Regions from separate parts of the Homo sapiens genome. Here all the other regions are linked to region 2. The links are chromatin contacts, found by Hi-C or POLR2A ChIA-PET in ENCODE. All regions are on one chromosome and are shown on one strand. Each heading gives the region's core, a stretch centred on a gene start or an enhancer-like site at or near the end of the contact. The rest is flanking DNA. Distances are from core to core; before and after follow the strand shown.

What was found. A loop is a pair of places that touch in the nucleus more often than their neighbours do. ChIA-PET counts read pairs that join two places held with the same protein, here RNA polymerase II (POLR2A). Pooled maps may share reads with other maps.
Region 1: a pooled map shows a loop between it and region 2 (3-fold over the local background). The contact joins two enhancer-like sites. A Hi-C loop is called at or near these places in 1 of 50 pooled maps. POLR2A ChIA-PET finds 5 or more read pairs at or near these places in 2 of 52 experiments (A549 and common myeloid progenitor, CD34-positive).
Region 3: a loop to region 2 is called in a pooled map, with 2.5 times the contacts of the local background. The contact joins two enhancer-like sites. A Hi-C loop is called at or near these places in 4 of 50 pooled maps. POLR2A ChIA-PET finds 5 or more read pairs at or near these places in 2 of 52 experiments (Panc1 and activated CD4-positive, alpha-beta T cell).

Annotation. Positions count from the first base shown.
Region 1 is chr9:129,899,402-129,902,584 of GRCh38, reverse strand. FNBP1 (formin binding protein 1) reads left to right here. Exons shown (of 17, transcript NM_015033.3): 14 at 2,038-2,159; 15 at 2,484-2,620. Among named protein-coding and RNA genes, the nearest start is that of MIR6855, 31 kb to the right of the region's middle. RefSeq lists an enhancer at 1,803-1,922. Within about 2 kb of position 1,709, at least 3 of the 41 ENCODE cell types and tissues checked have a DNase peak (open chromatin) inside an H3K27ac peak, as active enhancers do.
Region 2 is chr9:130,234,767-130,237,920 of GRCh38, reverse strand. It overlaps NCS1 (neuronal calcium sensor 1), which reads right to left. Exons shown (of 8, transcript NM_014286.4): 8 at 618-3,154. Among named protein-coding and RNA genes, the nearest start is that of MIR12126, 5.0 kb to the left of the region's middle. RefSeq lists an enhancer at 410-969. Within about 2 kb of position 1,625, at least 10 of the 41 ENCODE cell types and tissues checked have a DNase peak (open chromatin) inside an H3K27ac peak, as active enhancers do.
Region 3 is chr9:129,955,455-129,958,791 of GRCh38, reverse strand. FNBP1 (formin binding protein 1) reads left to right here. Exons shown (of 17, transcript NM_015033.3): 5 at 239-301; 6 at 1,328-1,432. Among named protein-coding and RNA genes, the nearest start is that of FNBP1, 86 kb to the left of the region's middle. Within about 2 kb of position 1,956, at least 7 of the 41 ENCODE cell types and tissues checked have a DNase peak (open chromatin) inside an H3K27ac peak, as active enhancers do.

The DNA of each region.
Region 1 (3,183 bases), core at 460-2,959, 340 kb after region 2:
GATTTTGCTTTGTTGCCCAGGCTGGAGTACAGTGGCATGCTTGTAGCTCACTGCAGCCTTGATCTCCTTGGCTCAGCCTTTGAGGAGCTGGGATTACAGGCACATGCCACCATACCTGGCTAACTTTTATTTTTCAATTTTTTATTTGTTTTAGAGTTGAGGTCTTGCTCTGTTGCACAGACTGGTCTTGAACTCCTGGCCTTAAGCCATCCTCCCACCTTGGCCTCCCAGAGTGCTGGGATTACAGCTGTGAGCCACTGTGAGCCACTGTGCCTGGCCAGTATTTTTTGTACTTTAAGTTATTCTGCTTCATCTCATGGTAATAAAATTGGGAGTATAGAGCGATCCGTTATCCCAGTGAATCAAAGAAGCAATGAAAAAAATCCCCTGAAATATACAATTGTTCTCTCAGCAGGCCCATTATGGAAAGGGTGTGTGTGAGAACCAGCAGCAAACACAAAGGAGAAACAAGCAGGAAACATAAATAATCAAAGCTTGAGGGAGGGAGAGGAGCACTCAAAAGCTGTCAACAAAAGCCTCCTGAACCCACTCTCCCTACCACGTTTAAAGACTACAGAGCATGGAAAAATACATTAGCAACCGATTCTACCAGTCAGAATAGATTGTTTCCAGCAATGAAGGGTCAACTATGGCTTTTTTCATTCTTTTTTTTGAGATGAAGTCTCGCCCTGTTGCCCAGGCTGGAGTGTAGTAGCGTGATCTCACCTCAGTGTGACCTCCACTTCCCAGGTTCAAGTGATTCTCCTGCCTCAGCCTCCTGAGTAGCTGGGACTACAGGTGTGTACCACCACACCCGGCTACTTTTTGTATTTTTGGTAGAGACAGGGTTTTGCCATGTTGGCCAGGCTGGTCTCGAACTCCTGACCTCAGATGCTCCACCCACCTTGGCTTCCCAAAGTGCTGGGATTACAGGCGTGAGCCACCACACCTGGCCAGCTTTTTCCATTCTTTTCAGAATCCATCATTAATGTTCATTTGAGCATTTAGAACTTAGAACGGTCCTTTTCTTATTATTATTCTTTTTTTTGAGACAGAGTCTCGCTCTGTCACCCAAGCTGGAGTGCAGTGGTGCAGTCTCGACTCACTGTAACCTCCACCTCCTGAGTTCCAGTGATTCTCGTGCCTCAGCCTCCCGAGTAGCTGGGACTACAGGCATGTGCCACCATGCCCAGCTAATTTTTGTATTTTTAATGGAGATGGAGTTTCACCATGTTGGCCAGGCTGGTCTCGAACTCCTGACCTCAGGTGATCTGCCCACCTCTCCCAAAGTGCTGGGATTACAGGCGCTCACCACCACCCCCAGCTAATTTTTGTACTCTTAGTAGAGACAGCGTTTCACCATGTTGGCCAGGCTGGTCTGAAACTCCCAACCTGAAGTGATTCACCCACCTCGGCCTCCCAAAGTGCTGGGATTACAGGTGTGGCCACCGCGCCCGGCCTTCTCGTCATTTTTATTCCTTTGACTTGTTTATACTGTTTCAAATGCTGAAGGTCATTTTATCTACTTTAATTTTTAAGTACAAGTTTCATTTCTATCAAAAAAAAAAGTTACACTCCTAAAAAATAGGAAGTGTGGCTTTCAAACTGAGTCACTGCTTTAAGCATGGCTGTACCTTCAGGTATCACAGGGCGACCTCATGGTCAAGAAGGAACTAGAAGTGACTTATCCAAGACTGCACTGCTGCTTAAAAGCCCAAGGGGATAGCATAGTCCAGTGTGCTTTCTGCCCCATCGTGGGCAACCACATAAATATGAGTTTGTTTCTATGTCTCCAACTTCGGGTGAAATGGAAGCAACCGTCCTTCAGTACATTTGAACAGTCGAAGGCAGAAAACGTGGCCATTCTGCCCCCACGTGGACTTCCTCACATTGGGTTAAATGGCCAAGAGTAGCCCCTGAGTTTGGGACCTTAGGATGCTCCGGGCTGGCCCTCAGATGGCCTTTGGGACCTTAGGACACTCTGGGCTGACCCTCAGATGGCCTTAGGTTGGAGTCTCTCATTGCTTTTGTCTCCAGGCCTGGCTGGCTGAGGTTGAAGGCCGGCTCCCAGCACGCAGCGAGCAGGCGCGCCGGCAGAGCGGACTGTACGACAGCCAGAACCCACCCACAGTCAACAACTGCGCCCAGGACCGTGAGAGGTACAGTATCTGCACAGCGCCTGCCTCTGGCAAGGGAGCCTGTTGGCTTTGTATTTATTTCTAAATTTTGGAATCTGGAATGACCATAAGGCACTTGTTCAATGCCAAAATGTCTGTTGCGATTGACCTGTCACTTTTTCCATGATGCAGATTTATAATTCCACATGGGATGGGTGATCTGAGCGTGCGATGATTTACCATGGCCTCAGTTACAGCACTCGCTGAGGGGCGGGGTTGCAAGTGCTCTCCAGTCGCAGGGACTCAATCTGAGTCCTCCCTGGGGTCAGTCGCTTTAGTTGCTTTGTGTTTTCCTTTCTTGAGCAGCCCAGATGGCAGTTACACAGAGGAGCAGAGTCAGGAGAGTGAGATGAAGGTGCTGGCCACGGATTTTGACGACGAGTTTGATGATGAGGAGCCCCTCCCTGCCATAGGGACGTGCAAAGCTCTCTACACATTTGAAGGTGACATTTCATGTCTGCTGGATTCCCCTGCCTTTTATAAACCATAATATCTGAGTTACTCTTCTTTCACTTTTCCTTCCTTCCTTCCTTCTGATCATTTTTATTCCTTTGTCCTTCCTTCCTTCCTTCCTACCTTCCCTTCCCCTTCCCCTTCCCCTTCCCCTTCCTTCCTTCCCTTCCCTTCCCTCCCTTCCCTTCCTTCCCTTCCTTCCCTTCCTTCCTTCCTTCCTTTTTTTCATACAGGGTCTCGCTCTCTTGCCCAAGTTAGAGTGCAGTGGTGCAATCATGGCTCACTGCAGCCTTGACCTCCTGGGCTCAAGTGATCCTCCAACCTCAGCCTCCTGAGTAGCTGGGACTACAGGCAAGCACCACCATGTCCGGCTCATTTTTGTACTTTTGTACTTTTTGTACTTTTCAGTAGAGACAGGGTCTCACTATGTTGCCCAGGCTGGTGTTGAACTCCTGGATTCAAGCAGTACTCCTGCCTCAGCCTCCCAAAGTGCTGTGATCACAGGTGTGAGCCACTGTGCCTAGCCACACTCTTCTCTTTCTGTGACCAGAAC
Region 2 (3,154 bases), core at 376-2,875:
CAGACATTTTTAAAGCAGCAGCCGCCCTCTCCAGATGAAACAGGCAGGTCAGGGGATGTCGTGGGTGAGGCAGTGGGCGGGGCCTCACACCACTCAACTCTAGGCCTCGCAGAAACACTCCTGCAGATTTTTCTGGTTTAAAAGTATACTCAAGGTTCTCACTTTGCACATTCTTTCTCTCTCTTTTTTTTTTTTTTTTTTTTGAGATGGAGTCTCGCTCTTGTCACCCAGGCTGGAGTGCCATGGTGTGGTCTCAGCTCACTCCAATCGCCGCCTCCCGGGTTCAAGTGATTCTCCTGCCTCAGGCTCCCATGTAGGTGGGATTACAGGCGCCTGCCACCACACCCAGCTAATTTTTGTATTTTAGTAGAGACGGGGTTTCACCATGTTGGCCAGGCTGGTCTCGAACTCCAGACCTCAGGTGATCCGCCCAACTCGGCCTCCCAAAGTGCTGGGATTATAGGCATGAGCCACTGCACCCGGCCTACACATTCTTTCTCTTCAGGAAACTGGGAAGACAACACCCAAAGCCAGAGAAAGGGTGTCACAAAGGGAAGAAACCTAAAACGAAACGGAGAAGAATGTAAACAGACAAAGCAACAGGCCCACACAGGGAGGCGAGGACAAGTCCAGGAAGCGTGTTTAATTGGCGTGACATGGACGACATACAGCAGGAGCTTGGGGAGGCTGGGGCATGCTACACGGCCCCTGTCCACCCCTGGGCCTCGCCCTGACCCTGGCCCCAGAGACACACACCGGCAGGTTCAGACAGGACGGCACCCCAAAAAGAGACTCAAAGGGGGCTGGGGAGGCAAGCAGGAAAGGAAATAACCACAACCAGAAGACATTGCCTTTTGTTTGTTTGTTTTTGCAAGCATTATACCAATTTCTCCCCCAAGTGGCAGGCTCCGGGTGGGAGGCAGCAGCAGTCCAAACCGCTACTCTTGGGCACCGTCCTCCACTTCTGTGAGGGGCTTTGATGATGACACTCACATTTGGGTCTCACCAGGCCCCTGCGAGGCAGGCCCAGCAGAGACTCTTGCTCCCATCCAAGGGATGGGGAAATTGAGACCCAATGAGCAGAACTGACTTGCGCAAAGTCCTGAAGGAAGCCAGCCACCGAGTCAGGCTGGGAGTGAGGTGGGCCTCCCTGGGGCCGGGAGCCACTGCAGGAACAGGGACAACAGGGAATGTGCAGACTGGGGAGGGCGACTCGGGGCTACCCCATCCTGGAGAAGGGGCAGAGCCTGAGCCTGGATGCTAAGATGCCAAGACAGAAGATGGGACCAGCTGTTTATTCAACAAAAGCCTTTTATTCATTCAAAAATTAACCATTGGGTTTATTCCGCAGATATTAAAAAAAAAAAAAAAAGAGGGGGGCAAGGCTTCCCATCACAGTGCCCTTAAGTTAATTCACTTGCTATCCAGGGATGGCCTAGCAGAGGGGTGTCTGGGAAACGCTGCCAGAAATGTGGTGGCCCAGGGCCTCTGAGGACTCACAGCCCCCTCCTCGCCTCCCCGCTCCAGCCTCCCTCCGGACCACCCGTCCGGTGGGGTTGCAGCCCCCAGGTGCGTTGGCGGCTTACCACCACCAGGGGGCGCGCCGCGCTTCCTTAGCTCCCTTAAAATTAAATGCTGAAACCGCGCTGGGAACAGGGTGACTTTCCGCCTGGCGGGTGGGCAATGGAGGCTTTTTCCAGAGACAGCCTGCCTCTCCAGGAAGGGATCCCAGGCATCCCGACCTCCCCACCAACCCCCTCCGAAAAAACACAAAGTTCCTGAAACCCCAGGTGCACTTGTCTAGGAAACGGGCTGTCAAACTGAAAAGCATTTCAGGGGAAGAGATGTCAGTACAGAGGGTGACACGTACGCTTGCCTTGATGTTATTTTAAACGTGGCCTGCTTAGATCATGGAAAATCGGAACATTCTCCTAAGTCACCATCAACACAAAGTGAGGAGCAGACGCTACGAGGAAGAGGACAGGCCGTGGCCGACTGGCCGCCTGGGGCTGGTGCCTGCCCTGGCCCCAGTGCGAGGCTCTGCAGAGGGACTATGGGCGTGCCCTCTGCATCAGAGCATCTGAAGCGAGCCGCATTGGGTGGCAAACGCCGCTGTGGAGAGGCGCACGGGCTGCTCAGGAGGCACCTGGCTCAGGATTCTGCGGCATCACTGCAGCCAGAGGCCTGGGGAGAGGAGGGGGCAGAGATCGGTCCCTGCCAGGCAAACTCTAGTGAAAATGGCCAGTGTCCAGCACCCCGCCAGGGCCGGGAAGGGCGGCCCTTCCGGCAGCTCTGGGCTGGCTCGGGCTGTGGGCCCACCGGCATGCTGGGCTGCGGTCCGCAAGCATACCATCTGCTAAGGCCAGAAGCCACACCTGTGGCTTCAAACCAAAAGGCCAAAGGGCAGGACGATGGAGGAAGGCCGGACACACCGAAGGGGTCCACATGCTTAAGCCCAGACACCCTCAGCCACAGGTCAGGTTGTACAACAGTGTCAGTCCCATTGGACCAGAGAGGCAAATCGAGCCTCAGGCAGAGGCCAAAGGAAAGTAATTTGACCTGGGAAAGACCTCCCTCATCCTCTCAGCCCAAAGCCACCATGTTCGTTCCCTGCCCCAGACCCCAGGTCAGAGCCCAGCTGAGAAACTTCAGCCGTTGGTGCTGAGTCCCAGGTCGCCCGGGCCAGCAGCTGAGCAGGGAGCCGACTGGCAGGGGCCTCAAAGAATCCACCCTTCAAAGTGGCCTGTGAAGGTGGAACCACTGACCCCATCCCTGCAGGATGTTGGTGGGGGAGGGGGGGTTACCGTGGGGCCAGCGTGCAGTCCTAGGGGGCTGCCAATGAACGCCTCAGGGGGGACGCTGGGGTTGGCTGAATGCTCCAGCCAAGGGGAACAGCCACGCAGCCCCACACGGCAACGTCACTACGGCAGAGGCCTTCCTCGGGCTGGAGGCCTGCTTGCTGAGGGTGGGAACCGAGGACCAAAGTGTCCCCTCTAAAACATGGGCTGATGGGCTGTTGACTCTGCAAAGCAGCAGCAAGAATTCTAGACCCAGGCCTGGCCCTGACAGTCTGGGAAGCGGCTTCTCACCTCAAGCCTTCCCTGTGCAAGGACTCCTTCTGGGTCCCAAAGAGCGCTCAAGGGTCTGGGGGGAA
Region 3 (3,337 bases), core at 707-3,206, 280 kb after region 2:
CCCAGGCTGTCTTGAACTCCTTGGCTCAAGCGATTCTTCTTCCTCAGCCTCCCAGGGTTCTGGGATTACAGATGTGAGCCACCGCACCCGGCTACCCCTTTCAACTCTTAAATTTCTTTGGAGCATACATACTAGAGGTTCAATATTTAGATGTTGTTTAAGTGGATGAAAATGTTTCCTCCTGGGTTCATAAGAGAAGCAGAGGGTACTAATCACCAGTGTGTTTTCCCCTTTGCAGAACTTTCACGATGGCCGTAAAGCACAGCAGCACATCGAGACTTGCTGGAAGCAGCTTGAATCTGTAAGTGAACAATGCACAGCAAAAGAAACGGCTTTATAGATTTTTTTTTCTTTTTTTTTGAGACGGAGGCTCCCTCTGTTGCCCAGGTTGGAGTGCAATGGTGCGATCTCGGCTCACTGTAACCTCTGCTTCCCAGGTTCAAGTGATTCTCCTGCCTCAGCCTCCCAAGTAGCTAAGATTACAGGCACACGTCACCATGCCCGGCTAATTTTTGTATTTTTGGTAGAGATGGGGTTTTGCCATGTTGGCCAGGGTGGTCTTGAACTCCTGCCCTGAAGTGATTCGCCCACCTCGGCCTCCCAAAGTTCTGGGATTACAGGCGTGAGCCACTGCACCCAGCCTAGGAAATGTCTTTATAGATTTTCCAGTTTCAATTTAATTTAAGCTTGAGTCAATCAGAAAGTAAAAAACATGCACATAAAAACACTAATGAAACATCTTTATAGATTTTTCTCATTTAATTTGTTTCTAGAACCATTATCTAAAGTTGAGCCAAAAGAGCTCAAGTTGAGTATTTTTCTAAAAGTCACGTGGAAATAATAAAGATTAGACAGTTTTGATGGAAATAAATGCAGATTTTAAAATAACTTCTAGAAATTATGACATATAAGAAATCAATTCAGAGAAGAGTATTCTTGGGCCAGACACATTGGCTCACGCCTGTAATCCCAGCAATTTGGGAGGCAGAGGCGGGAGGATTGCTTGAGCTCAGAAGCTCAAGACCAGCATGGGCAACATGACAAAACCTAGTCTCTACAAAAAAATGCAAAAATTAGCTGGGCATGGTGGTGCATGCCTGTAGTCACAGCAGCTAGTGAGGCTGAGGTGGGAGGATCACCTGAGCCGGGAAGGTCAAAGCTGCAGTGAGCCAAGATGGCGCCACTGCACTCCAGCCTGGGTGACAAAGTGAGACCCTGACTGAAGAAAAAAAAAAGAAAAAGAACAATGCTCTTTGGGAGCTTTAGATAAAATTACATCTTCTCGTAGGACTCTTATGGTTTCATAATTATTTTCCTCTGATTTTAGAGTAAAAGGCGATTTGAACGCGATTGCAAAGAGGCGGACAGGGCGCAGCAGTACTTTGAGAAAATGGACGCTGACATCAATGTCACAAAAGCGGATGTTGAAAAGGTGAGGTGAAAGCTCAAGTGTGGGCCGGGCACGGTGGCTCACGCCTGTAATCCCAGCACTTTGGGAGGCTGAGGTGAGCGGATCACCTGAGGCCAGGAGTTCGAGACCAGCCTGGCCAAGATGGTGAAACCCCATCTCTACGAAAAACACAAAAATTAGCTGAGTGCAGTGGCAGGCACCTATAATCCCAACTACTAGGGAGGCTGAGGCAGGAGAATCGCTTGAGCCCAGGAGGCGTTGGCTGCAGTGAGCCAAGATCACGCCACTGCACTCCAGCCTGGGTAACAAGAGCGAAACTATCGCCAAAAAAAAAAAAAGACAAAAGAAAGCTCAAGTGTGTCTTTCATTTCCCCTGTGAGTGTTCATCACCGACCACCCATCCCCAAGTTCTCATTTCTAATGTAGCCACAAAAGGCGCTACATGGGGAATCATTTTCATTTTGTGTCAACCATTGTGGGGACCAGAAGCTCAAGTGTGGGGAATCTTCGGTGTTAGAATTTGAGACGTTTTATCTGTTGAGTCACCAGGGTGATAAAGTGGAGACTTAGACTATGAACAGTCTGGGAACAACGTTCCAGAAGGTTGTGGCTCTTAATGGCTTTTCAAAGAGAAAGTCAATTTCTTGAGAGCCGGAGGAGACAGGACAGGGCCATCTGGAAGAGCTTGGCTGCTTATAATGGTTCCTTTAGAGCAATAGTCTCACTGCTTGCCTGACTTCTAATTGATTCCTCCTGGTTGATAACAGTGAGGTTGTAGTTGAAGCCTTGCATATTTCAGTCCTCTCAAAAGCTTTTCTCTAAATGGACTTGTATTGCCAACTAGAAATATTATAAAGTGTATACTGTTTCTCATTGTGGCTCAATATGCGTTTTTTCCCTAGAAGCTGAATTTTATTTTTATTAAAGTCATCAATACAATGTAAACAAAATTAGGCTTTTACATAACAAGGACTCATTCATGATGCCCATGGTTGTTTGGGCATTCATAGCTTCATGCTGTATGTGGGTGAAAGCACTGAGTTTTTATAGATTTGTTGAGCTTTTGACAGATCAGTTAGAGTTGAGTTTAGTTGGGAAATGGTGTGAACTATTATTTGCCAAATTCTGCCAAATTCCTTGCTTAAAGACTAGGTATACGTTAATATTAGTATGCCTTTCTCTAAAATTATTAAATATATTAAAATACATATTCTTGCCAGGTGCTGTGGCACATACCCCTAGACTCAGCTACTTAGGAGACTGAAGCAAGAGGATTGCTTGAGCCCAGGAGTCCAGACTGGGCAACATAACGAGACCCCATCTCAGGAGCAGGGGAGTGTTCTCAATATCTGTATTTGATCTCAAAATGGAGATACTTACTTTACCAAAAGACATTAATTTGCTGCTAAAGTTAAATATTTAAAATGTTATTCAATTAAAATAAGTTAGATTAGCCCAAAGTTTCAAAAGATATTTTATGTTGAATGAGGCAAATCAGTGTATGTATCATTCATATATGTGTGTGTGTGTGTGTGTGTGTGTGTGCGCGCTAAAAGAAGTATATATGTATATATTTTAGAGATACCGAGATATGGTCTCTTTTTATTTTATTTTTTATGTTTATTTATTTATTTTTATTTTTTATTTTATTTTATTTTTTGAGACAGAGTCTCGCTGTATCGCCTAGGCTGGAGTGCAGTGGTGTGATCTTGGCTAACAACAACCTCTGTCTTCAGGGCTCAAGTGATCCTCCTGCCTCAGCCTCCTGAGTAGCTGGGACTACAGGAGCCCACCACACCCTGCTAATGACCCTGTCTCTAAATAAATAATTTTTTTTTTTTTTTTGGTGTGGTGTATGGGCTCATGCCTATAATCCCAGCACTTTGGGAGGCCAAGGTGAGCAGATTGTTTGAGTCCAGGAGTTCA